Linked DNA regions of Homo sapiens: region 2 is linked to region 1. A link is an interaction called in ENCODE POLR2A ChIA-PET data of the cell type or tissue named here. Cell type or tissue: HepG2. All regions are shown on one strand. Each heading gives the region's core, and the rest is flanking DNA. Links, peaks and the distances in the headings are about the cores only.

Evidence for each region. ChIA-PET counts read pairs that join two places held together with the same protein. Peaks named below come from ENCODE experiments on the same cell type or tissue, not always from the same donor. Only the 100,000 strongest peaks of a DNase experiment are listed, where the experiment ranks them.
Region 2: POLR2A ChIA-PET joins it to region 1 with 13 read pairs; 7 of 35 experiments call an interaction of 5 or more read pairs at or near these places.

What each region holds. Positions count from the first base shown.
Region 1 is chr7:47,779,552-47,795,830 of GRCh38, forward strand. It overlaps PKD1L1 (polycystin 1 like 1, transient receptor potential channel interacting), which reads right to left. Exons shown (of 57, transcript NM_138295.5): 56 at 13,076-13,246. It overlaps PKD1L1-AS1 (PKD1L1 antisense RNA 1), which reads left to right and starts at 15,740. Exons shown (of 4, transcript NR_161269.1): 1 at 15,740-15,892. RefSeq lists a silencer at 7,160-7,454. In HepG2, for the core only: no CTCF peak of the experiment used is centred there; DNase peaks (open chromatin) are centred at 4,000, 4,220, 4,600 and 7,230; H3K4me3 peaks cover 349 bases.
Region 2 is chr7:47,604,045-47,620,323 of GRCh38, forward strand. No RefSeq gene overlaps it. Among named protein-coding and RNA genes, the nearest start is that of LINC01447, 9.8 kb to the right of the region's middle. RefSeq lists a silencer at 6,824-7,065 and enhancers at 10,176-10,722, 10,723-11,267. In HepG2, for the core only: no CTCF peak of the experiment used is centred there; DNase peaks (open chromatin) are centred at 6,727 and 7,277; H3K4me3 peaks cover 1,265 bases.

The sequences.
Region 1 (16,279 bases), core at 2,959-10,958:
AGATATTTGGTTACTGATACAAACATATTACTCTTGTCCCAAATAACTCAGATTTTTTTAGCGTCTGAGAATGGCTCCACCTTTACAGAGTCTAAAAGATGACACAGGCTCTTCCCTCCACCCCTATTTGGGTTTTGGTCCAGCAGAAAGTGCGAACATATGGTGCGGGGCCCACAGATGAGGCCAAAATCTCATTAGGTAGAAATCTGAGCAATTCGGGATGTCCAAATACTGCAGAAGCTCAGATGCCTTCATGCTTTGGAGCTTTCATCTATAAAAGACACTTGGGGAAAGGATAAACCATGGGCTGGGTGGGAGAAAGGAGGTGCCCAGAAAGAGCACTTGTTATGCACATTTGTGACTAGACTATTCTCTTGTTTGCTAGGAAAAATAATTAATATTTGCACTGGTTTTTAAGTTAATACCATTTTCAACTTATTGTAATTTTGTATGCTATAACAACCTCGTTATTTTTTAATTATTTTTTTTTTACTTTGAGATAACTGTAGATTCACACACAGTTGTAAGACATAATACAGAACACTCCTATGTACCTTTTACCAGGTTTTCCTCAATGGTCACATCTTGCAAAATTACAAAACAATATCCCAGCCAGGATATTGACATTGATACAATTAACGTAAAGAACATTCCATCACCAAGATCCCTTCTGCTGTCCTTTTATAGATGCACCTAAGCCTTCTTCCTTCCTTCCTCACCGTCTTTTCATCCCTGACTCCTGGCAACCACGAACTGCTTCCCTTGTCTATAATCTTGTCATTTTAAGAATGTTATATTGGCCTGGCGCTGTGGCTCATGCCTGTAATCCCAGCATTTTAGGAGGCTGAGGTGGGTGGATGACTTGAGGTCAGGAGTTTGAGACCAGCCTGGCCAACATGGTGAAAACCCGTCTCTACTAAAAATACAAAAATTAGCCAGGCGTGGTGGTGTGCACCTGTAGGCCCAGCTACTTGGGAGGCTGAAGCATGAGAATCACGTGAACCCGGGAGGTGGAGGTTGTAGTGAGCCGAGATTGTACCACTGCACTCCAGTCTCGGCGACAGAAGACTCCACCTCAAAAAAAAAAAGTTATATAAATAGAATCATATAGTATGTAACCTTTTGAGTTTGGCTTTTTGCACTCACTCAGCATAATTCTCTGGAGATTCACCCAGGTGGCTGTGTGGATCAATAGTCTTTTTGTCTTTATTGCTTAGTAGCATTCCATGATATGAAGGGACCACAGTTTGTTTAACCATTCACTCAGTGAAAGCTATTTCCAGTTCAGAGGTGTCACAAATAAAGCTGCTGTGAACATTCATGTGCAGGTTTTTATGTAAACCTAAGTCTTCACTTCTTTGGGATCTATGATCCAGATAATTTCTGGGCGATAAGTTTTCATGTTTCATTTTATAAGAAACTGCCAAACTATTTCCCATAGTTGCTGTACCATTTTACATTCCCATCAGTAATGTATGAGTGATGTGGTCTTTGCATTCTTCCCAGCATTTGGTGTTGTCACTATTTTTTATTTTAGTCTTTCTAAGGTATGTAGTGATATATCATTATGGTCTTAATTTCCAGTTCCCTAACGGCTAGTGATAGTCACATCTTTTCATGTGTTTGCCATCTGTACATCTTCTTCAGTGAAATGTCTGTTCATTATTTTGGTCCATTTTCTAATTAGATTATTTACATTTTTACTGTTGAATTCTGAGGCTTCTTTATATATTGTAGATACTAGTTCTTTGTTGAACATGCGGTCTGCAAATATTTCCCTCCAGTCTGTGGATTGTCCTTCCATCCTCTCAATAAAGTCATTTGCAGAACAAAAGGTTTTTTTTTTTGTTTTGTTTTGTTTTTTTTTTTTTTTTTGAGACAGAGTCTCACTCTGTTGCCCAGGCTGGAGTGCAGTGGCGTGATCTTGGCTCACTGCAAGCTCCGCCTCCTGGGTTCATGCCATTCTCCTGCCTCAGCCTCCCAAGTAGCTGGGACTACAGGAGCCTGCCACCATGCCCAGCTAATTTTTTTGTATTTTTAGTAGAGACGGGGTTTCACTGTGTTAGCCAGGATGGTCTCGATTTCCTGACGTAGTGATCCGCCCGCCTCAGCCTCCCAAAGTGCTGGGATTACAGGTGTGAGCCACCACACCAAGCCAGAACAAAAATTTTCAATTTTTAAAGTTCCAATTTCTGATTTTCTCCTGTTTTTTTCTCCTGCAAATTTGACAGTTTCATGTTTTGCATAAAACATTGTTCATGATCCATTTTGAATTATTTTTGTATATGGTATGAGGTATAGGTACAAGTTCTTTTTGTTTTCTTTTGCTTTTGGATGTTCAATTGCATCGGTAACATTGTCAAAAATGCTATTCTTCCTTCAATGAATTGCTTCAGCACCTTTGTCAAGATGAGTTTGGCATATTTGTGTGAGTCCATTCTGGGATCTCTATTCCTGGGATCTATTCTGTTCCAAGGATCTTTGTCTCTTCCCCTCTGTCAGGACCACATGGTGTTGATTGCTGTGGCTGCATAGTATAGTATAACCACCTTCTGTGCAAGGCATCCAGTTCCTCCCCTCTCCACTCTGACCCACCATCCAATAAACCAGCTGTCTATGAGAGTTATAAATAATGTCACCTGCAGATTTTGAAAAAAGATGCTCAACTTCTGCAGGGTGCAGGGTGTTGTAGGTCCTTCAAAGGTCAGTGCATATTTCTAAACTTTAATAATTACATTTCCTTACTCCTGCCTGGCAACAGGACAAGGATGTTGGTCAAAAAAAAACCACAGTAACTTATGAAAGTAGAGACTGCAAGGAGGCCCTGGCAAGCACAAATCTCTGGAAAATTATTCAACTCAGGACAACTGCAGCAGAAAACTTTCCTAAGGTCTCTACTTTTTCAAGGACAAGGGCTAGTATTTCAGTAATACTTAAATTGATTATAAACTAGCAAGAGAAGCCAGGAAGAAGGTCACCATGAGAAAAGAGTTCCTCCCTACAGTCCCAGAGATTTGTATAACCTCATTCTATATTTACTTGAATTCTGAAGATCAGATAGAATAAATCTCCACACTGGTGTAGTGAATGATGACATTGGTACACCCATGTGTGCTAGCTGTAACTTGGACCCTCTGTCTTCCCCTCAAGAAAAGTCTACTGGGATAGTGGTTGAGTGAACATGGCTTTGAATAGGGAAACCCTTGAATCTGCTCTAATTTTTCTTCTCCTTGGTCCTACTTAAAATCAATTAATTGTCAAGCCTTTCAACTATATGTTGAGTAATAAATTATTCAAGACATAGTTAAGAGTGCAAAACCAGTGGGAACTGCTGTACTAGATTTTACCAAAGATAGACACTCACTCCCAAACCGCTGGGGAAATGGATTCGATCTTTACTAAAGGTGTTGTGCTGGTGACATGGATGAGGTATGTCTTTGGGGATTCTTACGTGATTTTATCCCTTGAGAATGAGTCACTTACCTGAGGAGGAGGCAACAGGAGCTCCTGACCTCAGAGGCTCTCCTACATTCCTGCGTTCTGTAACTTAGAAAGCCATTGGGAGTATACATTGATAGCTATATGGTATTTTAGGGAAGACTCAATGGCATTTCTATTTAAAAGTATTATTTAAAATAGCAAAAAAAATCATCTTTTGTTATTACTTGATCTTTTCCACAGTCAAATACTCAGATAATCTACTTGTTTTATAATTTTAATGATAATCAACATGTACTAACATACAAACATCATTCTTATAAAAGCATTTATAAATTAAGATCTACACAGAGTAAAAAAGAAGAGTTTGCTAATTTTTTGAGTATTTTGTTTTAGTTTTGTCAGATTAGTGAAACTAAATTTTTCAAAAAGCTAGAATTAATGGAAAACTATAATACTTTCTTCAAATATTTACATTTGCTTAAATGTATTTGTTTTGGGTTGAATTGTTCTTCCTCCAGAACAAAAAAGGCACTGGTGGATGTGACCTTATTTTGCTGATGATCAAGCTAAGATAAGGTAATTAGGGTCGGTCCTAATCCAATATGATTGTGTTATAAAAAGAGAAAATTTGGACACCCAGGGAGAATGCCCTGTAAAAAAGAGAACTACACTGCCACAAGCCAAGGAGCTAAGGGAAGCTGGAGAGATGCCTGGAACAGATCCTTCACCAGGGCCTTCAGAGGGAGCGTGGCCCTGCTGACACCCTGACCTTGGACTTCTGGCCTCCAGACTACAAGAGAATAAATTTCTGTTTGTGGCACTTTGTCATGGCAGCCCTAGCAAACTAATGCAGTATTTTACATATTCTTTTGGGAAATAATTGTAGTTTGCAAGACTCCAATTGAAATAGAAACCTCAAAAAGAAGCCAGCCGACAGTGTATTTTAGTCCTTGAGAATTCAACTTTCTTGAACCCTGCTAGGAGACAATTTGGCCCAAGTAAATAAATTATGTGTTCACAGTCATACAGAAGCCCTGGTTTATATCCTTAGTGCCTCGAGTGCCATTCTAGCACACATCTAAATAAAAGGGATTAACAATAATATTTCAACTTCATTGGAGCTATGTCTGCCAGGAAGGAATGAATCAGCAGCCACAAAAACATTCCTGCTTGTGAAGTCATCCCGGGAAGACTTAGTATAATCCATGAAAGCAGAGAGAATTCATTTCAGAAGGCTGTCTGCTTCAACATTTCTCTTTAGGTTTTAAGTTATTCCCACTTCCAATATATTAAGTATTTGTAAGCCATATCTAGTTCTTTTAAATTTAATTAGCTTTTCTTGTGATGTCCATCATGGGAAAAATTCCAAGACATACTTAGAAACATAGAAAAGCTTAGAAAAAATAAGAACCATTAAAACAAATCATATCTCACAACTATGACCCTATCATTTTGTCATCTCTTTACTTGAGTAATACAATAGCTTCTTTTTTTTTTGAGACGGAGTTTCACTCTTGTTGCCCAAGCTAGAGTGCAATGGTGCTATCTCGGCTCACTGCAACCTCCATCTCCCAGGCTCAAGCAATTCTCCTGCCTCAGCCTCCCAAGTAGCTGGGATTACAGGCGCCCACCATTATGCCCGCTAATTTTTTGTATTTTTAGTAGAAACGGGGTTTCACCATGTTGGCCAGGCTGGTCTCGAACTCCTTACCTCAGGTGATCCGCCCATCTCAGCCTCCCAAAGTGCTGGGATTACAGACATGAGCCACTGCGCCCAACCCACAATAGCTTCTTTTTAAAAGCGTTTCACTTGGAAATAATTTTAAACTTAATAAGAAAGTTACAAGAGTAATTCAGAAGTACTCAGCTACCCTTTCCAGAGCCACCTATTAGCATTTTCCCATGCTTGCTTTATTAGTTGCCCTTTTCTATCCATATACATCACCCACCACTTCTTTTTGCTCAATAACCAGTTCACTAAATATTTACTGAGTGCTGGTCTCTGTGGAAGCCACAGTGGTGGAGAGAAAGTCATGAGAACTCAGCTAGCAAGGGCAGAACCAGGATGTGAGAGCAGGTGAGAATGATCATTTTTAGTTAAGTCTAGGAATATACTGGTCCTTAACATGCTGAATGAAGTCTGGGAACTATGGGGTGCATTCTTCCTGAGCATACCTCATTTGAACTTGATGTTTGCATCCTTACCGACCCCTCTCGGCTTCACATGAAGAAACACATCATAACATAGGTCCAAGTGGATACAAAAGTTGCTCAGGTTTTTGTCCATAATTTTGAGATTTGTACTTTCCAAGTTCCAGGAATATAATGTTTTCTGAGTGGACATAGTTCACTTTCAAGTCAATGTTGTTCATCTTTGGATCCCCAGCCTCTAGAATTGTGCCTGGCACAAAAATACTTGAGGAATGCATGAAACGTGAAAGTGTTAATAGTCTCTATTAAAGCTATAGACAGCACTTACAGCATGCAGACACGAACTCCTTTAACTCCTTTACCTCTCTCAGTGGTCTCATGGGAGAGGCTCTACTACTGTCCTCCTTTTACAGAGTAGGATGTAAAGACACCAAGAAGTTAAGTCGCTTTCCTACAGTCACCCAGCCAGTAGTTAAAACTGAATCACTCCACAGTTGCTCAACCCTCAGACCTGCCTGACCTCCATGTTTATCAGCAGGAGTTGGGGCATCTCTAGGGCATCATACTTTCTGCATGTTCAGGCCGAGTTGATATTTCTTTCTTTTTTTTTTTTTTTGAGACAGAGTCTCACTCTGTCGCCCAGGCTGGAGTGCAGTGGTGCAATCTCGGCTCACTGCAACCTCTGCCTCCCGGGTTCAAGCAATTCTCCTGCCTCAGCCTCCTGAGTAGCTGGGATTATAGGCGCCCATCACCACAGCCGGCTAATTTTTGTATTTTTAGGAGGCACGGGGTTTCACTACGTTGACCAAGCTGGTCTCGAACTCCTTACCTCAAGTGATCCACCTGCCTCGGCCTCCCAAAGTTCTGGAATTACAGGTGTGAGGCACCATGCCTGGCCAATATTTCATTTTAAAAAGCCCCTTCTAGCCTGTTTCTTCCTCAAGGATTCAAACTTAGTGTTCAGATACATTGCATCATCTGTTAGAAAATACCAAAGTCAATGAAGATTCAGTAAGTTTACAGAACCTAACTATAACTACAAAAACTTCTAGATTTGAGGGAACTCAGTAAATTTCTTTGACAGTCACCTGTGACGGGGGCTACGTAAACGCATTGGGAAAAGCTAAGTATTCTAAATCTTCTCATTATTTTACAAACTGGCAAGTTAAAGGAAGAAGCTGAGAGAAAATTCACCCTCTTGATGGCTTCCTGCTCCTAAGTAACACTGACCAGCAGAGTTCAGAGCACAAACCTTGCTGAAAAGAGTGGCTGTGGACTGTGGCACGCCAGTCTTCACAGATTGTGTTGGGGACCCCAAATGTGAAAGGGAATGCAGATTTTCCACAGTTATAAAAACCATCTCACCTTCCTCCTGGCAGGTAGGTGCTAAGGAATTACACTGAAAAAAATAAAGGCAAAAATCCTCTAGGAGAGACTCTGTGCCCTGAGGTCAGGCGCTCCCCTCTGGATGTTCCTGCCTTACGCAATGGTATTCACAAAAGCAAATCAAGAGGAAAATATGTGGAGGAAAAACCCTTCTGACATCTCTAAATTGCATCCACTGACTAGTGGCCTAGCCAGCTCCTGCAAAGTGGTGAGTCATCGCAGTAGAGAAGAGGCCCGAGCAAGGAGCAGGGCAAGAGCTCGGAGGTCCTTCTGCCCAATCAGCAGCAGCCCCCGGCTGGGAGGTCTCTTCGGGGTCCAAGGCTACATAGCTGAGAGGCCACAGAGTGCCAAGAACCGTTAAGGGGGCCGAGCTGGCAAGGGGGAGAAGGTGGGGGCTGGCAACTCACCGCATTTTGTTGCCATGAGTCACTTTAAAAATACAAAGAACAATATGATTTGTAGGTGGTTATTGATAGCTCCAGGCATCCAATCCTTCTAGTTTATAAAGATACAAATCTTAATTATTAATGGTTAAGATGAAGAAACAAATAAATGCCTTGAAGTTAGGAAATTCAAACGAATTGTTTCCTCAGATCCCCTCACACAAAAAAGGGTCTGTTCTGTAAAGTCCAGCTTGCTTGGCCTATTCCAAGACCAATGACATTCCTGGTTCTTTCCCAGGGAGGCCAGCTAAACTCATGTTGCAGAAACTTGAGTTCTGCAGGCAGAAACCCACCTGGGAGCCAGGTGAGAGAGACCCACCCTTGGCAGCATTAACTTTTTGCCAAACATACTTTTGATAAATACCTCATAAAGTGATAGTCCAGAAAGCGTTGTGTTTTCCTGTGGAATGAAACCAAAGTTATGATTGCATTGTTGCTGAAAACGTCCCACTCATACACAAGAAAAGTAAGTCATAAGGGCAAAGACAGCACCTACAAGCCTCCACCATCATTTGAGGGAAATTCTTTTCTCAGCCATAGGAAATTAGTATAGATTACTATGTGTTGTAACTGTATAAGGACTCACAATAGTGTGTGTTGTGTATATAAAGGACTGCTCAACCATATTATAAATTTAAAGTTCTTGCTAGTTATATGAGCTATAAAATATATAAACAAATTAAGCGGGTTTAAAGGAAAGAGATGAGCCATACGCCTTTAAAATGCTGTGGTGGGACTTTGTTTTCATTTGCTTTTTGAGACAGGTTTTCACTCTGTTTCCCAGGCTGGAGTGCAGTGGCATAATCATGGCTCACTGCAGCCTTGACCTCCTGAGCTCAAGTGATCCTCCCACCTCAGCCTTCCAAGTAGCTGGGACTAGAGGTGTGTGCCACCACACCTGGCTAATTTTGTATTTTTTGTACAGACAAGATCTCATCATGTTGCCCAGACTGGTCGCGAACTCCTGGGCTCAAGTGATCCTCTAGCCTCGGACTCCTAAAGTGCTTGTATTGTAGGCGGGAGCCACTGTGTCCGGCCTGTTGTAGGACTTTTGAACTGACAATCTTTTTGTCCTTAACCTTAGTAGTAAAGGCTCTGATGTTGTATTATTAAATATAATACTGACATTTAACTTGAGCTATATTCCTATTTTTTTTAAAAATATCGATTTCATTTTTATTAAGAATATGTTTTAATACTTAGGAATGAATGTTGAATTTTATCAAATGCAGCCATGGAAAAAATAAAATGATAGCTTCCTCCCTGTTTGGTGAAGGTTATTAATATATTCTTTTTTTATTTATTATTTCATTTATTTTTATTTTATTCATATATTTTTATTTTATTTATTCTATTGCCCAGGCTGGAAATGCAGTGGTGCGATCTCTGCTCACTGCAACCTCCACCTTCCAGGTTCAAGAGATTCTCGTGCCTCAGCCTCCTGAGTAGTGGGGATTACAGGTGTGCACCATGCCGGGTTAATTTTTGTTGGCCAGGCTGGTCTCAAACTCCTGGCCTCAAGTGATCCACCTGCCTTGGCCTCCCAAAGTGCTGGGATTACAGGTGTGAGCCACCACACCCAGCCCAGTTATATATATATATATATTTTTTTTTTTTAATTTTAATTTTAATTTTTTTTTTGAGATGGAGTTTCTTTCTGTTGCCTAGGCTGGAGTGCAGTGGTGCAATCTCGGCTCACAGCAATCTCCGCCTCCCAGGTTCAAGCCATTCTCCTGCCTCAGCCTTCCAAGTAGCTGGGAATACAGGTGCCCGCCACCACACCCGGCTAATTTGTTTTGTATTTTTAGTAGAGATGGGTTTTCACCGTGTGAGCCAGGATGGTCTCGATCTCCTGACCTCATGATCCGCCCACCTTGGCCTCCCGAAGTGCTGGGATTTCAGGTGTAAGCCACCGTGCTTGGCCTATTAATAAATTTTTAATATTAAAACATTTGTATCCTGATTTAATACTCATATGATCATGGGATATAATTTTCTTAATCTGCTGCTGGATTCTATTTGTTAATGTTTTATTTAGATTTTTGGTATCAAAAATCAATAAGACTGACATGTAGTTTTATTTTTAATTTGGAATATTTTTGTCCAGTTTTTAGATCAATAAATTGCTTGTTTCATAAAAACACATTCGGAAGCTTTTCTTCTGTCTCTGCTGTGGCACAGTTTGAAGGTCGTTCTGGACTTACATGCTTCTTAATAGTTTGGTGTATTTTCTCTGTGAAACCATCTGGGACTGGTGCTTTTGGAGGGATAGAACTTCAAATACTGTTTCAGATTTCTGTCTCTACTCAAGTCAGTTTGTTGCATAATAAACAATGATAACTGTTCTCTCCTTCCAAAATTTTATAATTTATTTAATTTCCTAAAGGTTATTTTCTGTTTCTCATTTTTATTTTGTATATGAATTGTACTCACTTTGTTCATCATATTTAGATACATTAGCCAATAATTTGTCAATTTAATTGTTCGTAAAAAGATTCATCTCTTGGATTACTTCATTTTGCTGTTGATTTCATTAAATTATACTTTCATTCTTTCAACTTCTTTCCTTCTGTTTTGCTTAGTGTGTGTGTCTGTGTGTATATTTGTGTGTGTTGTGAATTTTTCCTATTTGAGCTGAACACACACTTAGTTTACTTTTATTTGTTGTTGCTCCACTTTATATACCATGGGATTTCGTCTGTCAGTGCTTTCTGCTAAGCACTAATTAGCAGTATATATTGTCCTTTGTTTTAATCCCATCATTCAAAAATAACAATATATACCTTATGGTTTAAATATAAATACATACAATTATCTTTCTTCTAAAATTTTCAATTAAATTCTTTCATTTTTATGTTACAAATATAGTAAATACTATCCATTTTTTCTCCTCTGTATAAATCCTCTATTTTATTTTATTTATTATTTATTTTTGAGGCAGAGTCTCACTCTGTTGCCCAGGCTGGAGTGCAGTGGTGTGATCTCGGCTCACCGCAACCTCTGCCTCCCAGGTTCAAGCAATTCTCTTGCCTCAGCCTCCCGAGTAGCTGGGACTACAGCCGCGTGCCATGACGCCCAGCTAATTTTTTTGTATTTTTAGTAGAGACGGAGTTTCACTGTGTTAGCCAGGATGGTCTCGATCTCCTGACCTTGTGATCCGCCCACCTAGGCCTCCCGAAGTGCTATGATTACGGGCGTGAGCCACTGCGCCTGACCCAATTTTATTTTATTTTTTACAAAATTGGTCATTATATTTTCTTTTCTTAAAAATTATGTTTTTCCTATCATTTGCCCAATTTTCATATGCACATTTAAACAGTTTTTTATGATTAAAACAATAATAATAATTGCTAAATAAATAATTTTTTTTTTTTTGAGATGGAGTCTCATTCTGTCACCCAGGCTGGAGGTGCAGTGGCACAATCTCGGCTCACTGCAAGCTCTACCTCCTGGGTTCACGCTATTCTCCTGCCTCAGCCTCCCGAGTAGCTGGGACTACAGGCGCCCGCCACCATACTCGGCTAATTTTTTTGTATTTTTAGTAGAGACAGGGTTTCACTGTGTTAGCCAGGATGGTCTTGATCTCCTGACCTCGTGATCCGCCCACCTCGGCCTCCCAAAGTGCTGGGATTACAGGCGTGAGTCACCGCACCGGGCCATAACTTAAATAATTTTAACTCACTTGGAGATGACTTGATTTTCAGGGGTAGGAGGTATCTAGGTGTCAGTAGGATTATCTTTTTTTAAGTCCAGCGACTTTATTAGTGTGTGTTTTATTTTTTATTTTTATTTTTTCTGTTTTCTGTTTTTTTTTTTGAGACGTGGTCTCACTCTGTCACCTAGGCTGGATCACCCCTCACTGCAGCTTCTACCTCCTGGACCCCAGTAATCTTTCCGTCTCAGCCTCCTGAGTAACTGGGACCACAGGTTTTGTTTTTTTCTTTGGAGAGATAGGGCTTCACTATATTGCTCAGGCTGGTCTTGAACTCCTGGGCTCAAGTGATCCTCCTGCCTTGGCCTCCCAGATGCTGGGATTATAGGCATGAGCCACTACACCCACCCATGTTCTAGTTTTAATAGATGTGAATCCATTTCTTCCCTGGGACACAGTTCTTTTTTAAATATATAGGTGTATATCTCTTTTCCAGTAAAGTCTTTTAAAATTATATTTTAAAATATTTTTTTCTGTTCAAATTTTCTGGGCTTTTTTAGGGGAGACACTAATTATAGATACCCTTTCCGTGTCTTACGCACATTCTTCCTGGTCTGATTTCCATGTGTATTACTTTTCCTAAAATCAATTTTAACTTTTTTTCTCTTGCAGAATTTTCCCAAATATGTCATCCATATAGTTTATTCTCTTTTCTGTGAATCTATTTGCTTTATTTTTTTCTTTTCCATTTCTTTCCTCAACTCTGTTAATTCACTGTCTTTTTATTTCATCTTGGAGTTCTTTCATCTTGGCTTCAAACTGTCATTTCAAAGAGACATTTTTTTTTTTTTTTCATTAACTTAACCTTTGTGTGGAGAACATCTCGGTTACAATTTTTACCTGTTGATGGCAATTGTTTTCAAAGTTATACCCTTCATCTTCACTTTTGGTCATTTTTACATACTGCTTTTTCCTGAAGCAGATTTGCATAGATGCAATAATTATTTGCTTTTATTATTTCTACTCCTCTCTACATGTGGAAGTTCAACTTTTCATAAACGGTGTTCTTCCCTGGGTTGTTGTGAATTAGGGCCCGGGAAGGGCTGGGGCAGAGAGCTTATAGCAGGTACTTCATGTTCTCCTCTGCCTTCAGAGAGCTCCTTCATTGCCACTCAGTCATGTGAACATGACAGCTCTGGGCCAGCAGAGTATCTCTCTGGATCTCAGGGAAGTTACCACTGGAAGCTATTTATCTTTGGGGCATGGCACTCATCCTTCTTTTTCACTGTGTACCTGGCACATGGTGTGTCTATTGGTGTTGATTTTTCTATAGTTTGCAAGTAGTGTGACTCTAGGTCTGTGAACCACCAATAGTTCCTCCCCTAGGCAGCCACATCAACAAACAGCTTCCTACAAAGACGGCTTCCTGCACGTTTTGTCCTTCAGTCCTATGTCCCAGGAACTCTGTGGCATTAGGTCTCAGGGAGATTCCTTAAACTCTTTAGTGCTCTATAATCTATTCGTCCAAACCAGGGGCCTTTGTTGGCTCCTCCAGATACACTGTCTAACTTGGAGAATTCTGTGTGCTCTTGGAAATGGTAGCATCCTTTCTCCTTTTGGTCTAAGTTTTACTGTTCTTGGCATCCATTCTTGAGATTACTGGTCACATTCTGGGCCATAGATTTCTGGGTTTTTTTTTGTTTCTGGGAAGATCGAGTTTCCATTTCTGTTTCTCAGTCTCCTTGTTGATTTCAGTTGTAATCAGAAATAAGGGGCAGACAGATACTTATGCTACCATTTTCAACTGGAAGTCACATCATGGACTTTAAATTTTTAAGTGGTTCTTTAGTTCTGGCCAGAGCATATCTTATCAGCAGTATGATATCTAAAGAATATTTATGCAAATGGACCTTATAATTTGGAAAAACAACTATTCCAAAACTCCTTTAGAACTTAAATTGCTATGAAGAAAATTGACATAAATAATTTTGCATGGTCTTACCTCAGCAGCTTGGTAACTAGAAATGTCCACTAAGGGACTCTCTTCTGTCCTTGCCTCCCCTGTGTTGTTGGATGTTTTTTCCAGAAGGGGGAGTTGTAGGCTGTCGGACAAACCATTAATCTTCATCAGAAGTTCGTCTAACAGATTTGCAAATTCATCCAAGTAGTAATTCTGAAGGGAAGAAAATTAGATTAGTAAATGCATTCAAGAATCTCATTATCCCCCTTTCCTCATTATGTGAAGCATTTAGGGGTATCATCTGTAGACAGTATTGGGCTATGTTAGGAAACATACTGACTCTGCCTGCAGTTAGAAGACCTGGGTGCTGGGCCTACTCTTACATCTCTATATCTCAGTTGCTTCAATAATAATGTACGTATACAGATATACATGTAAATGCTACAGTTAATAATGCCTACATAAAAAAAACTATTGAATGGATTTAAAGGCAGTAATGCATCATGCTGCTATGGGAAAATAAGGTCATTCTTTCATCCCTTCGATTAATAAATCTTTATTGAGCACTATTAAAAAAATAAGGCAATAATGGATGGGGAAGCACATGACAGAGAATAAAGCCCTATCAAAATGTACAGTACCGTGATTACATATGACTGCCTTCAGAACCTTACTGGATGATGCTTAAATATCACCTGATATGGTTTGGTTGTGTCCCCATTCAAATCTCAACTTGAATTGTATCTCCCAGAATTCCTGTGTTGTGGGAGGGACCTGGGGGGAGGTAATTGAATCATGGGGGCTGGTCTTTCCCGTGCTATTCTTGTGATAGTGAATAAGATCTCATGAGATCTGATGGCTTATCAGGTGTTTCCGCTTTTGCATCTTGCTCATTTTTCTCTTGCCACTGCCACGTAAGATGTGCCTTTCACCTCTCGCCATGATTCTGAGGCCTCCCCAGCCATGTGGAACTGTAAGTCCAATTAAATATCTTTTTGTCCCCAGTTTCAGTTATATCTTTATCAGCAGCTTGAAAATGAACTAAAACAGTAAATTGGTACCAGTAGAGTGGGGTGTTGCTGAAAAGATACCCAAAAATGTGAAAGTGACTTTGGAACTTGATAACAGGCAGAGGTTGGAACAGTTTGGAGGGCTCAGAAGAAGACAGGAAAATGTGGGAAAGTTTGGAACCTCCTAGAGACTTGTGGAATGACTCTGACAAAAATGCTGATAGTGATATGAAAAATAAAGTCCAGGCTGAGGTGGTCTCAGATGGAGATAAGGAACTTGTTGGGAACTGGAGCAAAGGTGACTCCTGTTATGTTTTAGCAAGAGACTGGCAGCATTTTGCCCCACCCTAGAGATTTGTGGAACTTAGAACTTGAGAGAGATGATTTTTAGGGTATCTGGCAGAAGAAATTTCTAAGCAGCAAAGCATTCAAAAGGTGACTTGGGTGCTGTTAAAAGCATTCCGTTTTAAATGGGAAATGGAACATAAAAGTTAAAGAAATTTGCAGCCTGACAATGCAGTGGAAAAGAAAAACTCATTTTCTGGGGAGAAGTTCAAGCCAGCTGCAGAAATTTGCATAAGTAGCAAGCAGCCTAATGTTAATCCCCAAGGCCATGGGGAAAATGTCGCCAAGTCATGTCAGAGACCTTCACAGCAGCCTCTCCCATCATAGGCCTGGATGCCAAGGAGGAATAAGTGGTTTAGTGGACTGGGCCCAGGTTCCCCGTGCTGTGTGCAGCCTAGAGACTTGGTGCCCTGTGTCCCAGTTGCTCCAGCCATGGCCGAAAGGGGCCATTGTACAACTTGGGCTGGGGCTTCAGAGAGTGGAACCCCCAAGCCTTGGCAGCTTCCATGTGGTATTGAGCCTATGGGTGCACAGAAGTCAAGAATTGAGGTTTAGGAACCTCAGCCTAGATTTCAGAAGATGTATGGAAATGCCTGGATACCCAGGCAAAAGTTTTCTGCAGGGGCGGGGCCCTTATGGAGAACTGCTAGGGCAGTGTGGAAGGGACCTAGTGGAGCTGTGAGAAGAGGGCCACCATCCTCCAGACTCCAGAATGGTGGATCCTCTGACAACTTGCACTGTGCACCTGGAAAAGCCACAGACACTCAATGCCAGCCCATGAAAGCAGCCAGGAAGGAGGCTGTACCCTGCAAAGCTACAGGGGCAGAGCTGCCCAAGACCATGGGAACCCACCTCTGGCATCAGCATCACCTACATGTGAGCCCTGGAATCAAAGGAGATCATTTTGGAGCTTTAAAATTTGATTGACCTGTTGGATTTTGGACTGGTATGGGGCCTGTAACCCCTTGGTTTTGGCCAATTTCTCCCATTTGGAACAGTTGTATTTACCCAATCCCTGTACCCCCATTGTATCTAGGAAGTAACTAACTTATTTTTTATTTTACAGGCTCATAGGTGGAAGGGACTTGCCTTGTCTCAGATGACACTTTGGACTGTGGACTTTTGGGTTAATGCTAAAATGAGTTAAGACTTTGGGGGACTTTTGGGAAGGCATAATTGGTTTTGAAATGTGAGGACATGAGATTTGGAGGGGGCCAGGAGCAGAATGATATTGTTTGGCTGTGTCCCTATTCAAATCTCAACTAGAATTATATCTCCCAGAATTCCCACATGTTGTGGGAGGGACCTAGTGGGAGGTAATTGAATCATAGGGGCTGGTCTTTCTCATGCTATTCTTGTGATAGTGAAGAAGTCTCACAAGATCTGATCATTTATAATGGGTTTCCACTTTTGCATCTGGATCATTTTTCTCTTGCCACCACCATGTAAGAAGTGCCTTTCACCTCCCACCATGAACCTGAGGCCTCCCAAGTCATGTGGAAATGTAAGTCCAATTAAACTTCTTTTTGTTCCCAGTTTTGGGTATGTCTTTATCAGCAGTATGAAAACAAACTAATATATCAGCCATGAAGAAAGTGAGTATTCAGTGTGCAAACGCCTGGTTTGATTTGTTTACATGCATGTCTGGGGTGACTGAACTCAAGTAATGCACCTAAGGCTCTATGTTTTGGATAGAAGTTTGGGTTTGATAGCAGGCACCAAAAGCAAATGACTAACTCAGGGGACAGAATACAGCATGTCTGTGTCCTGGGGAAGACCATAAACTCTGTCTTTCCAACTGTACAGGTCACTATAAGGATATAGTGAGTTAAGGCAGGAGAATGTGCTTGGTAATCTGTAAAGTGTTTTAGAATTGCACGGGAAAATTCCA
Region 2 (16,279 bases), core at 3,363-11,362, 180 kb before region 1:
TGTAACACTCACTGCGAAGGTCCGTGGCTTCACTTCTGAGGTCAGTGAGACCACGAACCCACCAGAAGGAAGAAACTCCGGACACATCTGAACATCTGAAGGAACAAACTTCGGACACATCTTTAAGAGCTGTAACACTCACTGCAAGGGTCTGCAGCTTCATTCTTGAAGTCATAGAGACCAAGAACCCACCAGAAAGAATAAATTCTGGACACATGGAGATCGTGCCATTGCACTCCAGCCTGGAGGCAGAGGGAGACTCTGTCTCGAAAAAAAAAAAAAGGAACCTTGCAAGAAGTAAACATGTTAATGGTGACAACCAGGATTGTCCCTTGGGGGTAGGATTACTGGCAATTGTTAAGGCACCTTAGACTTTTCCTTCATTTTCTAGTTTCCCACTGTGGGGTTACATTACTTTCATGATGTGAAAAACCCATGCTACTTGCCAATGACTTAAATTATATATTCGACTGGGCACAGTGGCTCACACCTCTAATCCCAACACTTTGGGAGGCTGTGGTGGGCAGATAGTTTGAGCCCAGGAGTTCAAGACCAACCTGGGCAATACAGTGAGACCCCATCTCTACAAAAAATGTAGAAACATCATCCACAAAATATGTAGAGACATCCTCATGCCGGTAGCCCAAGCTACTCAGGAAGCTGGGACAAGAGGTTCACTTGAGCCTGGGAGGCAGAGGTTACTGTGAGCCAAGATCGCACCACTGCTCTCCAGCCTGAGTGATAGAGCAAGACTCTGTCTCCAATAAATGAGTGAATGATATGTTCTTGCAGTATTGGACCTGTTGGCATCTAAATATCTCACCTCAAAGATTATAGAAGTGCTGTTCTGGATGTTGCTATCCCTGTGAAACCTTCTCCAACCCCCGCCCTCCCTCCTTGGCTTAATTGCGGATACTGTTTCCAAGTAAAGCAAATTTCATTTCTCCAAATTAAAGTGACATGAAGCAGGTTTTTCACCCTGGTCAGCCCTTGCCACATAGTTGGGATGCCAGAATTCTTTCAAATAGCATGGAAAGTCCCAAAGACCAAACTAGAGTTCAACCTCTAAGTAAATAACTTCTCTTGCCAACATTCCTTTCTGGGGTGAGCCTTCCAATTTTTTTCATGCAAGTCAGTCTGTAAACTCTGCACAGCCAGCCTGGTGAGGCCCTACAGTAAACAGCGCACCTCCACTCCATATACGTGATTAAGGAGCTGGGGTCCAGACCTCAAAGTGTCCTCAACATGCGTTCAGGAAGAGCCATTTGTTACCTATGGTAGACTGCTGAAGCTGATGGTGACTTACTTAGAAAGTAATGAAACAGGACAGGCGCAGTGGCTCACGCCTGTAATCCCAGCACTTTGGGAGGCCAAGGCAGGTGGATCTCCTGAGTTCAGGAGTTCGAGGCCAACCTGACCAACATGGTGAAACCCCGTCTTTACTAAAAATACAAAAATTAGCCAGGCATGGTGGCAGGCACCTGTAATCCCAGCTACTCGGGAGGGTGAGACATGAGAATAGCTTGAACCTGGGAGGCGAAGGTTGATTGCGCCATTGCACTCCAGCCTGGGCAACACAGCAAGACTCTGTCTCAAAAAAAATAAAAAATAAAAACAAAAGTAATGAAACAGGCCAGGTGCAGTGGCTCAGGCCTATAATCCCGGCAGTTTGGGAGACCGAGGCAGGTGGATCACGAGGTCAGGAGATTGAGACCATCCTGGCCAACATGACTTTTTTTTGAGACAAAGAAAGAGAGAGAGAGAGAGAGGGAGGCAGGGAGGGAGGGAGGGAGAAAGAAAGAAATGAAAGAAAAGAAAGAGAAAGAAAGAGAAAGTAATGAAATAGCAGAGGCAAAGTGATGTCTCCAGCAATGGGGTTCTCATTCCCTTTCCTACTGATGCCTGTACTACTCTGGTTAAAAAGAGTAAACTCACTCACAACCCTGGGCCCTCCATCCTGTGTGCTGCAATGGAGTGAAAGTTTGGAAATTCCAACTAAGAAATTAAACATTGAGCAAAGAGTCTGCTTTCTCCAGTATTGGGTATAAAGTCAAATGGCATTAGGGCTGAGGGCCTCGTATGGCATCTTTGCCTGGGTGGACTGGCTGGTGCAGTGAGTTCAGGGTACAGAAGGCACTGAGGAGCCAATGCAATCTGGGGTCTGGGGTCAGTAGGACAGGGCTTGTCAAAAGTACGAACATTAAGAGGGTTCTGTGGCAGGGGTGGGGTAAGGGAAGACTCCGAAGGCTGGAGCAGAAGCATTGGCAGCAGCGCCGTGACTGGGCCAGTCAGCTTTATTCTCTGCTGGCTGTTGGTACTCTGGCTGAATATGAACAAGCCTGGGACACTGGTGCTGACTGGTCACAGTTGCGATGGTCAGACAGTCAATACCTGCGGGTAAAGCCTGTCTCTGATTAAGATGGAGACTGCTAGGCTAGGATTCCTCCCCAGGCTCCTCTTGTCTGTCATCTGCTTATGAACTTTCTAAATTTGGCCCGGCACAGTGGCTCACGCCTGTAATCCCAGCACTTTGGGAGGCCAAGGCGGGTGGATCATGAAGTCAGGAGTTCGAGACCAGCCTGGCCAACATGGCGAAACCTCGTCTCTGCTAAAAATACAAAAATTAGCCAGCTGTGGTGGCAGGCGCCCGTAATCCCGGCTACTCCAGAGGCTGAGGCAGGAGAACTGCTTGAGCCTGGGAGGTGGAGGTTGCAGTGAGCAGAGATTGCGCCACTGCACTCCAGCCTTGGTGACAGACCAAACTCTATCTCAAAAACAAACAAACAAAAAAAATTTCTACATTTATAAATGGTGTTTTAAAAAGAAAAAGAAACCTGGAACATTGCTATGGGCTGAGTTGCGCCTCCTAAAATCCCAAGGTTGATGTCCCAACCACAGTGCCTTAGTGTGTGACTGAATGTGAGATAGGATCTTTAAAGAGGTAATTAAGGCCAGGCTTGGTGGCTCACGCCTGTAATCCCAGCATTTTGGGAGGCTGAGGCAGGCAGATCATGAGGTCAGGAGATTGAGACCAGCCTGACCAACATGGTGAAACCCCGTGTCTACTAAAATACAAAAAATTAGCCAGGCGTGGTGGGGTGTGCCTGTAGTCCCAGCTACTCCGGAGGCTGAGGCAGGGGAATTGCTTGAACCCGGGAGGTGGAGGTTGCAGTGAGCTGAGATTGCTCCACTGCACTCCAGCCTGGCGACAGAGTGAGACTCTGTCTCAAAAAATAAATAAATAAATAAAAATAAGGAGGTAATTAAAGTTTAATGAGGTCATTAGGGTGGGCCCTAATGTAATATGACTGGTGTCTTTAAAACAAGAGGACATTAGGACACAGATACACACAGAGGGACAACACCTGGGGAAGGTGGCATCTACAAGCCCAGGAGACAGGCCCCAGAAGAAACCAACTCGGCCCATACCTGGATCTCAGACTTTCAGCTTCCAAAACTGAGAATAAACTTATACTGTTCAAGCTTCCCTGTCTGCAGTATTTCCTTTTTTTTTTTTTTTTTTTGAGACAGAGTCTCACTGTGTCGCCCAGGCTGGAGTGCAGTAGTGCAGTCTTGACTCACTGCAACCTCCACCTCCCGGGTTCAAGCAATTCTCCTGTCTCAGCCTCCTGAGTGGCTGGGACTGTAGGTGCTCACCACCACACCTGGCTAATTTTTGTATTTTTAGTAGAGATAGGGTTTCACCATATGGGTCAGACTGGTCTCAAACTCCTGACCTCAGGTGATCCACCCACCTCGCCTCTCAAAGTGCTGGGATTACAAGCCTGAGCCGCCACATCCTGCCTGTAGTATTTTCTTACTGCAACTTAGCAAGCTACAATATGAAGCAAAAATACAGACATGAAGCATGAAGTATACATTTGCTTTAATTATCTATGTATGCTCTATGCCACATCTGCCATGTACTACTTTAAAGCCATGTACAGGCCTGTACAGGGACACTCAGCACAGTGTCACATATGTAGATCTAAGCACCTGAGTCATTTTCAAGGACACTTGCTTTTGGGGTCCCAGAGCCTAGGACAGTCATTTGAATCTGCTGTACACACGTTCTCAAAAACACCCACCCCAAGTGGTGTGTTTACTGATCATGCCATCTCAGAGTGAATGTCACCGCCAACCTAACCAGAGATACACAGCGAGTGCCCTCCAGGAAGGTCCTTAACCTTTCCAGCATCCTTAGATGATCTGTTCTTGCTCCATCAAACAAGTGAGCAGAGGAATGTGGCCCTCAGAACAATTGCATCCAGGGAGCGAAGACTGAATCTGGTCTCAGGCAGGGTAAAGATTTGTCTCCGCCTCACTCTCCCTGAGTGGTCAGAAAGCGGCCCTGTGATGGTGAGCAGTCTAAAGGTGGAGGTGCGTGCAAGTGCCCGGTGTGAGCAGGTCAGCCCCGCGCTGGTCAGCTCTTCACTGACTCCCTCCACTGCAGATCTGGAAGTGTGGGTGCTGTACTCAGACAGGAATGTCATCAAGCCGAAGAGCACCTTCTACTGGAGTTCAGGTAAGGTTTTTGCTCCAGACATTTTTCATCTGTAGAATGTTAATATCTAGACATTAAACATTCATATAATCATAAGAGTTTTCCAGGCCCCCTATATATGCAAATGGTAAATAACTTAATTATAGTCAGAAAATCGATAGGTGAAAGTAAAAAGTTCCATTTATAATGTTACTGAGATTAGTAACATTCAGAAATTGAAAATCTGCTTTTAGATTTTTTCCCAACAAATTTTATCTATGAAGTAAAATAGGTTCCTCGGCTCCCTTCTCTTGAAGGCAGAGTAAATGAATATTTATAAGTCACTTTTCACATCCTTACAGGGCACTTCACAACCCTTGTTTTATTAGGGACAAAGCACTCTGTAGTGAGAAATAATCAGTGTTGCGATGTTGGTCATCCTTATGTGCCTATTATCTTTTTTTTCTTTTTTTTTTTTTTGAGACAGAGTCTCACTCTGTAACACCCAGGCTGGAGTGCAGTGGCACGATCTTGGCTCTTGTCTGTCCACTGGTTAAAGCGATACTCCTGCCTCAGCCTCCCGAGTAGCTGAGATTACAGGCGCCCGCCACCATGCCTGGCTAACTTTTGTGTTTTTTGTTTCTTAGTAGAGACAGGGTTTCACCGTGTTGGCCAGGCTGGTCTCGAACTCCTGACCTCAAATGACCCACCTCTGCCTCCCAAAGTGCTGGGATTCCAGGCGTGAGCCACCGCACCAGGACCCCCTTATGTGCCCATTATCTACGAGGCTCAGTATAGGATTTATCTCACCAAAATCTGACCCTAACCCTACATGGTTCCCAGAGAAGTGATTGCTAATTATTATTAACACATGGAACAACTATAATAGTTATTATTATTTTGAACACAGTCTTGCTCTGTCACCCAGACTGGAGTGCAGTGGTGCAATCTTGGCTAACTGCAACCTCCATCTCCCGGATTCAAGTGATTCTCCTGCCTCAGCCTCCTCAGTAGCTGGGATTACAGGCACGCACCACCAAGCCTGGCTAATTTTTCTATTTTTAGTAGAGATGGGGTCTCACCATGTTGGCCAGGCTGGTCTCGAACTCCTGGCCTCAAATGATCCACCCACCTCAGCCTCCCAAAGTGTTAGGATTATAGGTATGAGCTGCGGTGCTCAGCCACATTGAACAATTATAGCATGGCAGGTGCTTATGTGAATCAGCTGCTCAAGTCTTCATAACCAACCCATGGAGAAGGAAGGGCCTCTCACTGTGACCCCACATTGTCAATGGAGAAACAAACGCCGAGACCAAGAACCTCACCGGGCGTGCTGGCTGGCGTCTATAGTCCCAACTACTCAGGAGGCTGAGGCAGGGGAATCGCTTGAACCCAGGAGGCGTAGGTTGCAGTTAGCTGAGATTGCGCCACTGCACTCCAGCCTGGCAACAAGGCAAGACTCTGTCTCAAAAAAAAAAAAGGCCCTGGAGTGGACAGTGGCAGAACTGGGGTATGATGCTGGAGATTGACGCTGAGCGACAAGTCACCACATCCCCCACCTACCTTCCCTCCACACATTTCCTAACTTGCCCCACGTCAAAGAGTTATCAGTAACTATACCACAGTTGTTTTGATGATTGCAAAGAGCAAGAATGGGAATAAATCCCTTCTTGATGTCTCAGCCCTCATGTGGATTTGGCGGAGGCCAAGAGCTGGCTTCATCAGCTTCTGTTTATGAGCAGAGCTTCCAAGGCCTGTCTGTGCAGAGAGAGCTTGAATACATCCCAGGAAAGACCACGAGTGAGGCGCTCATTCAGCAGAAGGGTTTTACAGAATGGCTTGGAATATGTGAAGGCCCACGGAGCTGGAGCGGAGGGAGCCAGGCATCAGTTGCCCTGTCTGAACCTTCAAGAAGGCTGAGGGCTCTGCCTTCCTTGTTCATCTAACTCTGCAAGTTTTGGGGACAGGGAAAAAGTGTTACTATTTCCACAGCTGATCCAGTTCTTACAAAGCCTCGAGCTTGGAAAGAAAGAGAGGGAGAAAACCTTCAGCCCTATCACTGATTTCAGAGTGCAGAGCAGGCTGCCAGGGGCTCTCCAGGCAAAGGCAGCGGCAGTGGCCTCCCTATTGCCCTGCTGGGAGCAGGCTCATCCCTCACCATCCCTCCTCTTCTCATTTCTACCCCCAGGAGCTCAGTTAGTTGCTGCTGGCTCGTTTCTATTTACACAACTGGAAAAGTAATGTGTGGTCTCTCCCAAACAGTTGGGCGATCTGTGTAATTATGCAACAGTAGAAAACAGCAGCTCTGTTTGGAAAGCAGGGTTATGATCTCCTAGCTGGGGATTGTTTATGGAGATGAATCTCATGGCAGGCTCAATTTCCTTAAGCAGCTCCTCTCCCTGCCAGGTCAGGTCCTTCCCTGGTCACAGACTGCACTGTCTTCTGGAGTCTTGGCTGTCCTGGACATAAGCCATTTCTAGTGAGTGGTATGTACCACCTTCCATTCTGCAGTTCTAAGGAGGAATCTGGAAGCATTCACAGCTAATCGTCTCTATGGGTGCCCCCACTACCGTGCCCCTCTGCCCCGGGAACACACAGCTATTGCCATTTGCCTCACACCAGCCCTCTTCCAGTTCCAAAACGTTCAAAGTGATTGCTCGGCAAGAGAAAGGTTGCCTATCCTGCACGAGGCGCTGTGTTTCTCCAGCTCTATAATATACTGGTGGTTTACAATGTCACCATCAGGAACAATTCCCGGCAGAGGGTAATCGGCCAAAAGGACAAGTCAAATCAACACAGGCAAACAGCCAAGCCCAGGTGGCAGGGTCGGTCTGCAGAGGAGGCTGAGCATTTATATGGAGGCCTGAAGGTTTGTCCTTGAAAAGGCAAATTGTCTAGATATCAGGTTAGCATCTGGTGGGTGTGTTGAAGAATTACAAGCTGGTAGTTAAAGGGCAATTGCTTTTCCTTGAGACAAAAATGGCCTAAGTGGTTAGATGGAAAGGGCAAGGGAGATATTGGAATGGTGAGCCCATGAAAGACACAGACTTGGGTCCTGGAGACGGGCCCCACTCCTGTGAGCCAGGGCACTGGCCTGGGGGATCCCAAACCGGCAAGTCAGCCGCCGACAGCACTGTCTGCTCCTCAGCCCATCCTCAGGGCTCCATAGAAGCCTCTCTGTCACCGTGTCTCAGAGACTTTTTTTTTTTTTTTTTTAAGATGGAGTCTCACTCTGTCGCCCAGGCTGGAGTGCAGGGGCATGATCTCGGCTCACTGCAACCTCCGCCTCTTGGGTTCAAGCAATTCTCCAGCCTCAGCCTCCTGAATAGCGGGGATTACAGGCCTGCGCCACCATGCCCGGCTAATTTTTGTATTTTTAGTAAAGATGGGGTTTCACCATGTTGGCCAGGCTGGTCTCAAACTCCTGACCTCGTGATCCGCCCGCCTCAGCCTCCCAAAGTGCTGGGATTACAGGCGTGAGCCACTGCACCTAGCAAGGATTGTTTTTAATAATAATGGAGCCCAGGCGAGGTGGCTCACACCTGTAACCCCAGCACTTTGGGAGGAAAAGGCGGGTGGATCACCAGGTCAGGAGATCAAGACCATCCTGGCCAACATGGCGAAACCCCATCTCTACTAAAAATACAAAAATTACCCAGGCGTAGTGGTGTGCGCCTGTAGTCCCAGCTACTCAGGAGGCTGAGGCAGGAGAATCGCTTGAACCCGGGAGGCAGATGGTGCAGTGAGCCGAGATTGTGCCACTGCACTCCAGCCTGGCAAAGAGCGAGACTCCATCTCAAAATAATAATAATAATAATAATAATAATAATAATAAGAAGAAGAAGAAGAAGAAGAAGAAGAAGAAGAAGAAGGAGAAGAATGGGAAATGGGGCAAATGCAGAAATTACAGCAACTGCTCATATTCCTAGCACACAGAGATTAAAGAACAGGGAATATCTAGGTTTACTTCCTGTGACATTGGGTTTAATGTATATTTGATGCTTGAATCTTGCTCCTTCTTCTTTTTTTTTTTTTTTTGATACGGAGTCTCTCTCTGTTGCCCAGGCTGGAGTGCAGTGGCGCGATCTTGGCTCACTGCAAGCTCCGCCTCCTGGGTTCACGCCATTCTCCTGCCTCAACCTCCCGAGTAGCTGGGACTACAGGCGCCCACCACCATGCCCAGCTAATTTTTTTGTATTTTTAGAAGAGACAGGGTTTCACTGTGTTAGCCAGGATGGTCTCGATCTCCTGACCTCGTGACCTGCCCGCTTCAGCCTCCGAAAGTGCTGGGATTACAGGCATGAGCCACTGCGCCCGGCCACATTGCAGATTTTTTATTTCTAATTATTGTGGATAATACTGTGGTGAATAACTTGCTATCAAATGCATTTCTCACACACTCCCATTTTTTGGATTATATTTTAATATACTTTTTTTCTCACATGGAAGAGTACTAGGACAAACATTATGAAAACTCTGGAAAAACACTTTAAAGAGGTGGATTTTTTTTTTTTTTTCCTTAGGACAGCAGAGGTCGGACCTTTCCTCTTCCCCGCACCAACACCAGCTCCATGTGCATTTATTGTTGGATTTTAACACCCGTGTCCTCCCTCCCTCTCCCCAGTGTTCTTTCACAGCTTTGCCCACTGGCAAAGATGGATATCTTGTTGTATAAAATGGAAAAAAGCAGAAATTGTGAAGATTAGACCTACCTTCCTTCCTTCCTTCCTTCCTTCTTTTCCTTCCTCCCTTTCTCCCTCTCCCTCCTTCCCTCTTTCTTTCTTTTTGCAAAGATTAGGATTCTCTCTGGGTTTTCTAGAAAGCAAGTATCACTGAGCAATGGGCTCACACTAGTTACGCATAGAAGCCAATATTATAGCATCAGCTTTTGTGAAAAGAAAAAGCTTTATTGCAAGGTTGACTGGCAAGGAGACAGGAGGCAGTGCTGAAATCTGTCTCCCCAGGCTGGGATCTGGGGGCAGGTTTTATAGGCAGAGAACAACTATGAGGGAGATAGGAAACTGCAACAGGCGTGACTGGACTGGGTCATGCAAAGAGGTGGTGCTAGGTTCTTGGCTTTTAAGTTTGTACTGCAACAAAACAGGGCATCCTCGCTTCTTAACTTGGACCTCGTTCCTCGATGGACTGCATGTGGTTCTGCACGTGATTGTCTTTTTCATTCTGGTTGGCTCTGGCATCACCAATCAGGCATGCTTGGTTTATCTGGGCATGCTCAAGTTATGTGACTTACAACCCTCGTGTCCACTGCAAATGAAAAACAGCTCATCTTTTCGTTTCATTTTGTTACTGACAAAATGGAACCAGGCTGAACTGTTTCTGCAGTGAAGGATACATGCCCCACTCAGTCCCCGGCAGTGCTAGGCAAGGCGATAGAGGCAGCAGAGGGAGTGAGTACTGGCACTAACCTTCCACAGAAGGACAGAATTTTTTTTTTTTTTTTTGAGATGGAGTCTCACTGTGTCTGTCGCCAGGCTGGAGTACAGTGGCAAAATCTCGGCTCACTGCATCCTCTGCCTCCTGGGTTCAAGCAATTCTCCTGCCTCAGCCTCCCAAGTAGCTGGGATTACAGGTGCACACTACCACTCCCAGCTAATTTTTGTATTTTTAGTAGAGATGGGGTTTCACCATGTTGGCAGGATGGTCTTGATCTCTTGACCTCATGATCCACCTGCCTCGGCCTCCCAAAGTGCTGGGATTACAGGCATGAGCCACCGCACCTGGCCAGGACAGAATTTTAACTGGTAGCTTTTCCGAAGATCTGGCTCAGTAAAGACTAGTAGGAGTAACTGCTCCTAGTAGTGACTAGTTGGGGAAAATCTTGGTGGATATCTGCTTGTGTGCAACCCCTAACACAAAAATGTACCTGAGCCTGGTGTTAGCTGTTGCAGATGCTTGGGACAGCGGGAAAACAGAGCAATTTGGAGCCATCTGTAAAATGTCCATCTTCAGGAGTACACACAGTTGCACCAAAGAGCTGGGCCCCGAGCTTGTGGAACTGAAGGGCCTAGGAAAGAGCCCTGGCCTTTTCAGCAGACAAAGCAGAGGACAGAGGATATGCTGAGTAATCGAATGGCTGGCCCCAAGCAGCAGCAGTGCTTTCCAGGCAGGTGGGCTGGCCGTTGTGGGCAGGACAGAGCCCTCACACCTGGATGGCTCGTGCAGCAGGATGCCTGTTGTTCCTGGCACAGGCAGGTGTAGAACCTCTCCTTCCACAATGCCATGCTGTATGCCACCGCTCAGCATAAAACCAGCTTTCTCCTGTGCTGCCAAACCCCTGCCAGTCCTCCTCTGGCCAAGATCTCTGCCTTTGAGAAGCTCCGGGCCCTCAGTGGAGCTGAAGGCCCTCTTTGTGCTGCCCCAGACTTGGCCCGTGGCTCTATGACTGCACTCAAGGACCCTAGATGTCCATGCTGACCCCACCAGCCCAACCTCACCCCTAGGCCATGGGCAACCAGAAAGGCTGGCCCATTATCTCTATTCCCATCTTGCCAACACTGGTCTGATTATCAAACGAGGGAACACAGGAGAAAGGACACTTCGGCTGACCAGTGCAGTGCCCGTGCAGTAGAAAGGCATACTTCCTGATAGCACCAGCCTGGCCAGAGAGAAATCGAGTCTCCCCACTTCCTATTCGGGAACTCATGAATTCACCCTCTTACCTTAAATGACTTATAAGTGACTGAAATCAATTTAATGTTTAAAATAATTTCAATAGGCCAGGCACAGTGGCTCATGCCTGTAATCCCAGCACTTTGGGAGGCCGAGGTGGGTGGATCATGAGGTCAGGAGATCGAGACCATCCTGGCTAACATGGTGAAACCTCGTCTCTACTAAAAATACAAAAAATTGGCCGGGCCTGATGGCGGGCGGCTGTAGTCCCAGCTACTCGGGAGGCTGAGGTAGGAGAATGGCATGTACCCGGGAGGCAGAGCTTGCAGTGAGCTGAGATCGCGCCACTGCATTCTAGCCTGGGCAACAGAGTAAGACTCTGTCTAAAAATATATATATATATATAAAATAAAATAAAATAAAATAAACATAGCTTCACTTAATATCTGAATGTGTTATGCTATCTTAAAGGGTAAGCCTAGTAACAACAAGCAGTCAAGACACTGGTGACAACAAACTCTGTGGGAGCCCAGCTCCTGCCACTCTCTGCTTAGGGAAGAGTTCATGCTCACTCTAACTCTGTTTCCTTGTCTGTGAGCTTAGGACTGTTCTAGTTAACTATTGTTGAACAACAAAACCAACCCAAAACTTCATGGCTGTAAACAATAATCGTTTATTACTTTTTATTTATTCTTTTTTTTGAATTAGGGTCTCCCTTTGTCACCCAGGCTGGAGTGCAGTGGTGTGATCTCGCCTTCTGCAATCTCAAACTCCTGGGCTCAAGTGATCTTTTCACCTCAGCCTTCCTAGTAGCTGGGACTAAAGCACATGGTATCATGCCTGACTAATTTTTAAAAAATTGTTTGTGGAGATGGGGTCTCATGTTGCCCGGGATGGTCTAGAACTCCTGGGCTAAGGTGATCCACCTGCCTCAGCCTCCCAAAGTGCTGGGATTACAGGCATGAGCCACTGTGCCCGGCTCACTTATTACTATTATGTCTCCTAGTCCTAGGGGCTAATGGGCTCAGGTCAGCAGCGCTGACTCAGGTCTCTGGTCCCCATGGGTGTGCTCAGACTGGGGCTGGAGCTGGGTTGTGTTGAAGGCTCTTCCCTCCCTGTGTGGTACCTGTGTTGCAGGACTCAAACAGCTGGGGATCTTTAGCCCTCTCTCTCTCCCTTCTCTCCATGTGGCCCCTCCAGCATGGTGGCTTCAGGGTGACTGGGCTTGAGGGTAGCACGACAGGCCCAGAGTTCTACAGGCACAACCCTGAGAGGGACTAAGCTGAGTGGAAGCCATATTCTAGGCCTTGGAAGGAGCGTGCCTGAGCCAGATAGTACCAGCCTCCAGGAACTGATCATTAAATGTTCAAAAATGTTGGGGTGCCTGTTAATCACAGGCACCATTAAGATTTAACAAAAACTTACAGTTACATTGTATTAAAATCAAAGGCAATATATTCTTTGTCACTTCCAAATGATTTTTTACCATATATTACTGTTATTTATGCTTTTGGAGTTATTTACATCGATCTTATCTATAGAGTGGAAATACCATTAATGGTGTGTTAATGCACATGTCTTTCCAGCTTCATGTTCAGTGACATCATCTTAGTAGCCTGAAACCCACCATGGGCATATTTACACCCCAGCAAGTGGCAGTTGTACAAATCAAAGCCTTAATATTTTTTTCCAGTTGTAAAATTTTGTTTAAAGAAATCTTGGCCCAGCGCAGTGGCTCACGCCTGTAATTCCAGCATCATGGGAGGCTGAGGAGGGTGGATCACGAGGTCAGGAGATGGAGACCATCCTGGTTAACATGGTGAAACCCCATCTCTACTAAAAATGAAGATAATTAGCCAGGCGTGGTGGCAAGTGCCTGTAGTCCCAGCTACTCGGGAGGCTGAGGCAGGAGAATCGCTAGAACCCTTGAGGCAGAGGTTGCAGTGAGCCGAGATCGCACCACTGCACTCCAGCCTGGATGGCAGAACGAGACTCCATCTCAAAAAAAAAAAAAGAAAAAAGAATATTTAGCCAAATTAACTTTAAAAGAGTTTAATTGAGCAAAGAATGATTCGCAAATCAGGCAGCCTCCAGAGTCAGAGACTCCAGTGTAGCTACATGGTAGAAGATTTATGGACATATAAAGGAAAGTGACATACAGAAAACAGAAGTGAGGCACAGAAACAGCTGGATTGGTGACAGCTCGGTGTTTGCCTTATTTGAACATGGTTTGCATAGTTGACAACCTTTTTTTTAGAAATGGAGTCTCACTCCATCACCCAGGCTGGAGTGCAATGGAGCAATCTTGGCTCACTGCAACCTCTGCCTCTCAGCTTCAAGCAATTCTCCTGCCTCGGCCTCCCCAGTAGCTAGGATTACAGGCGCCCGCCACCCACCCAGCTAATTTTTTGTGTTTTCAGTAGAGACGGGGTTTTGCCATGTTGGTCAGGCTGGTCTTGAACTCCTGACCTCAAGTGATGCACCCGCCTCGGCCTCCCAAAGTGCTGGGATTACAGGTGTGAGCCACTGCGCCTGGCCAATAGGCAACCTTCAATTGGCCAAAACTCAGTGACAGCACAAGAGTAGGCTACAGTCTGTATATAACTCCATTTAGGCTCCAGTTCACATAATGTACAGATAAACCTTTAGGCCAAACTTAAAATATGTAAGTAGCAGCTTTAGGCTAAACTTGATGGAACAATATCTACTGGTGCCTGTTGGCCATTTCCTACTAGTCAGAGTGGTCATGACTGCTTTCTAGATGCAAGGGAGGTCCTCTGTGGGAGGACAGCGCTGTGTGAGAGCACGTGAATGGGATACATACATCACGGCAGCCCTCTTTGGGGAGTCACAACCTGCCACGGGGATAGTGGAAGAATTGATGTAATTTATGGAAAGTGTTTTACCTAGTATGGAGGATATGAATTCTTCAATAAATGGCAGCTAGTTATTATTACATATCTGCTGGGCCTAATATTTGTCCCCTCCCCAGTTCATATGCTGAAACCTAATTGTAAAGTCATAGTAAAAGGAAGCAGGGCCTTTGGAAGGTATAAGGTTAGAAGGGCTCTGTTCGACCGGGCGCGGTGGCTCATGCCTGTAATCCCAGCACTTTGGGAGTCCGAGGCGGGCAGATCACGACGTCAGGAGATTGAGACCATCCTGGGTAACACAGTGAAACCCCGTCTCTACTAAAAATACAAATAAATTGGCTGGGCGTGGTGGCAGGCACCTGTAGTCCCAGCTACTGGAGAGGCTGAGGTAGGAGAATGGCATGAACCCGGGAGGCGGAGCTTGCGGTGAGCTGAGATCGCGCCACTGCACTCCAGCCTGGGCGACAGAGCGAGACTCCGTCTCAAAAAAAAAAAAAAAGAAAAGAAAAAGAAGGGCTCTGTTCCTGTGCTCTCGTGAATGGGATTAGTGCCCTTAAAAAAGAGGCTCCAGAGAGCCACCTGCCCGTTCTGTCATCCAAGGTCACAACAAGGCGGCTCCATCTTTGAAGCAGAGAATGGGCCCTCATCAGATGCTGAATCTGCTGGTGGCTTGATCTTGGACTTTCCAGCCTCCAGAATTATAAGAAATAACATTTCTGTTGTTCATAAATTACCCAGTCTAACGTATTTTGTTACAGCAGCCTGAACAAACTAAAAAATGCCTATGTATCTTTACTTGTATGGCAGGAAAACTCTGGGATATGGGGTTCCATGAGCCTGTTGGCACCACAAAATGGTACTTGCTATTGAGATGGAAGTGGGGAAGGGAAGGGCGTGGTCCCTTTAAATGATACGGAAGGTAAGTGCTGGGTAGAGGAGGGCATGGTTCCTGGCTAAGGCTCTACTCCCAGGCCTGCGCCTATGGACCTAGGTGAGGACAGGCATTTTTTGTTTTCCTGCCCAAATGTTGCATTTCCCAAGACCACCCTGGCCTGCCATGCCCCCATCCTGTGCCTGTAAAAATCCGGAGACCCTAGCAGGCAGACACACAAGCAGCTGGACGTCAAGAGGAACACATAGGCAGCTGGACTTCCAGAGGAACTCACTGACGGGCACTGCCATACTGGCAGGCCACCGATCAGCAGAACAACAGGGAGTTTGGCTGGGGTGGTCAGAGGAGAGCCCAGGCTGCCGTGTGACCCGGCTCCAGGGGAAAACCAATCCACCTTCTGGCTCTCCCATCCGCTGAAAGCTACTTTCACTCAAGAAAACCTTGCATTCATTCTCCAAGCCCACATGTGACACGATTCTTCCAGTACACCAAGGCAAGAACCCAAGATACAGAAAGCTCTCTGTCCTTGCAATAAGGCAAGGGTCTAATTGAGCTAACACAAGTCGCCTATGGATGGCTAAACTACAAGAGCTCTCTGTGACATATGCCCACTGAGGCTTCAGCTGTAAACATTCACCCCTAAGCGCTGCTGTGGGGTTGGAGCCCCACAGCCTGCCCATCTGTATGCTCCCATAGAGGTCTGAGCAGTGGGGCACTGAAGAAGCAAGCCACTCCTCCATCACATGCCCTGCGAGGGGGACAAGGGAACTGTTTCCATTTCACAATCATCTGAATGTTTGTGCCTTCCCAGCCCCCAAATTCATTTTGAAACCCTAACTCCTAAAGTAGTGATATTAAGAGGTGGGGCCTCTGGGAGGTGATTAGGTCTTGAGGATGGAGCCTCATGAATGGGATTAGTGCCCTTAGAAAAGAGACCCCAAAGAGCTCCCTTGGCCCTTCCACCACTGAGGATGGAGCAAGAAAGTACCATCTATGAACCAGAAAGCAGGCCCTCACCAGATACCAAATCTGCTGGCACCTTGATCTTGGACTTCCAGCTTCCAGAACTGTGAGCAATACATTTCTGTTGTCTATAAGCCACCCAGGCTATGGTATTTTGTTACAACAGCCTGAAGGAACAAAGACAGTAAACCACTGGAAGAAAAAGTCTGAGTCTTAGTTATTCATTTGCATCCCCAAAGCCTAGCATACAAGCTAAGTACAATAAATTTCTGTTGAATGAGAAATTTTCTGTATATCTCAAAGCTCATCTGAAGCAGCTGATAAAGGTCTCAGGTTTTTTAAAAAGCTGGAGATATTGGGGTACACCAAGCTACAATAATTCCAGCTGCAGATGTCTCCAGGATTACCTTGTGGGTATTCCATCCATCCGTGTGAAGG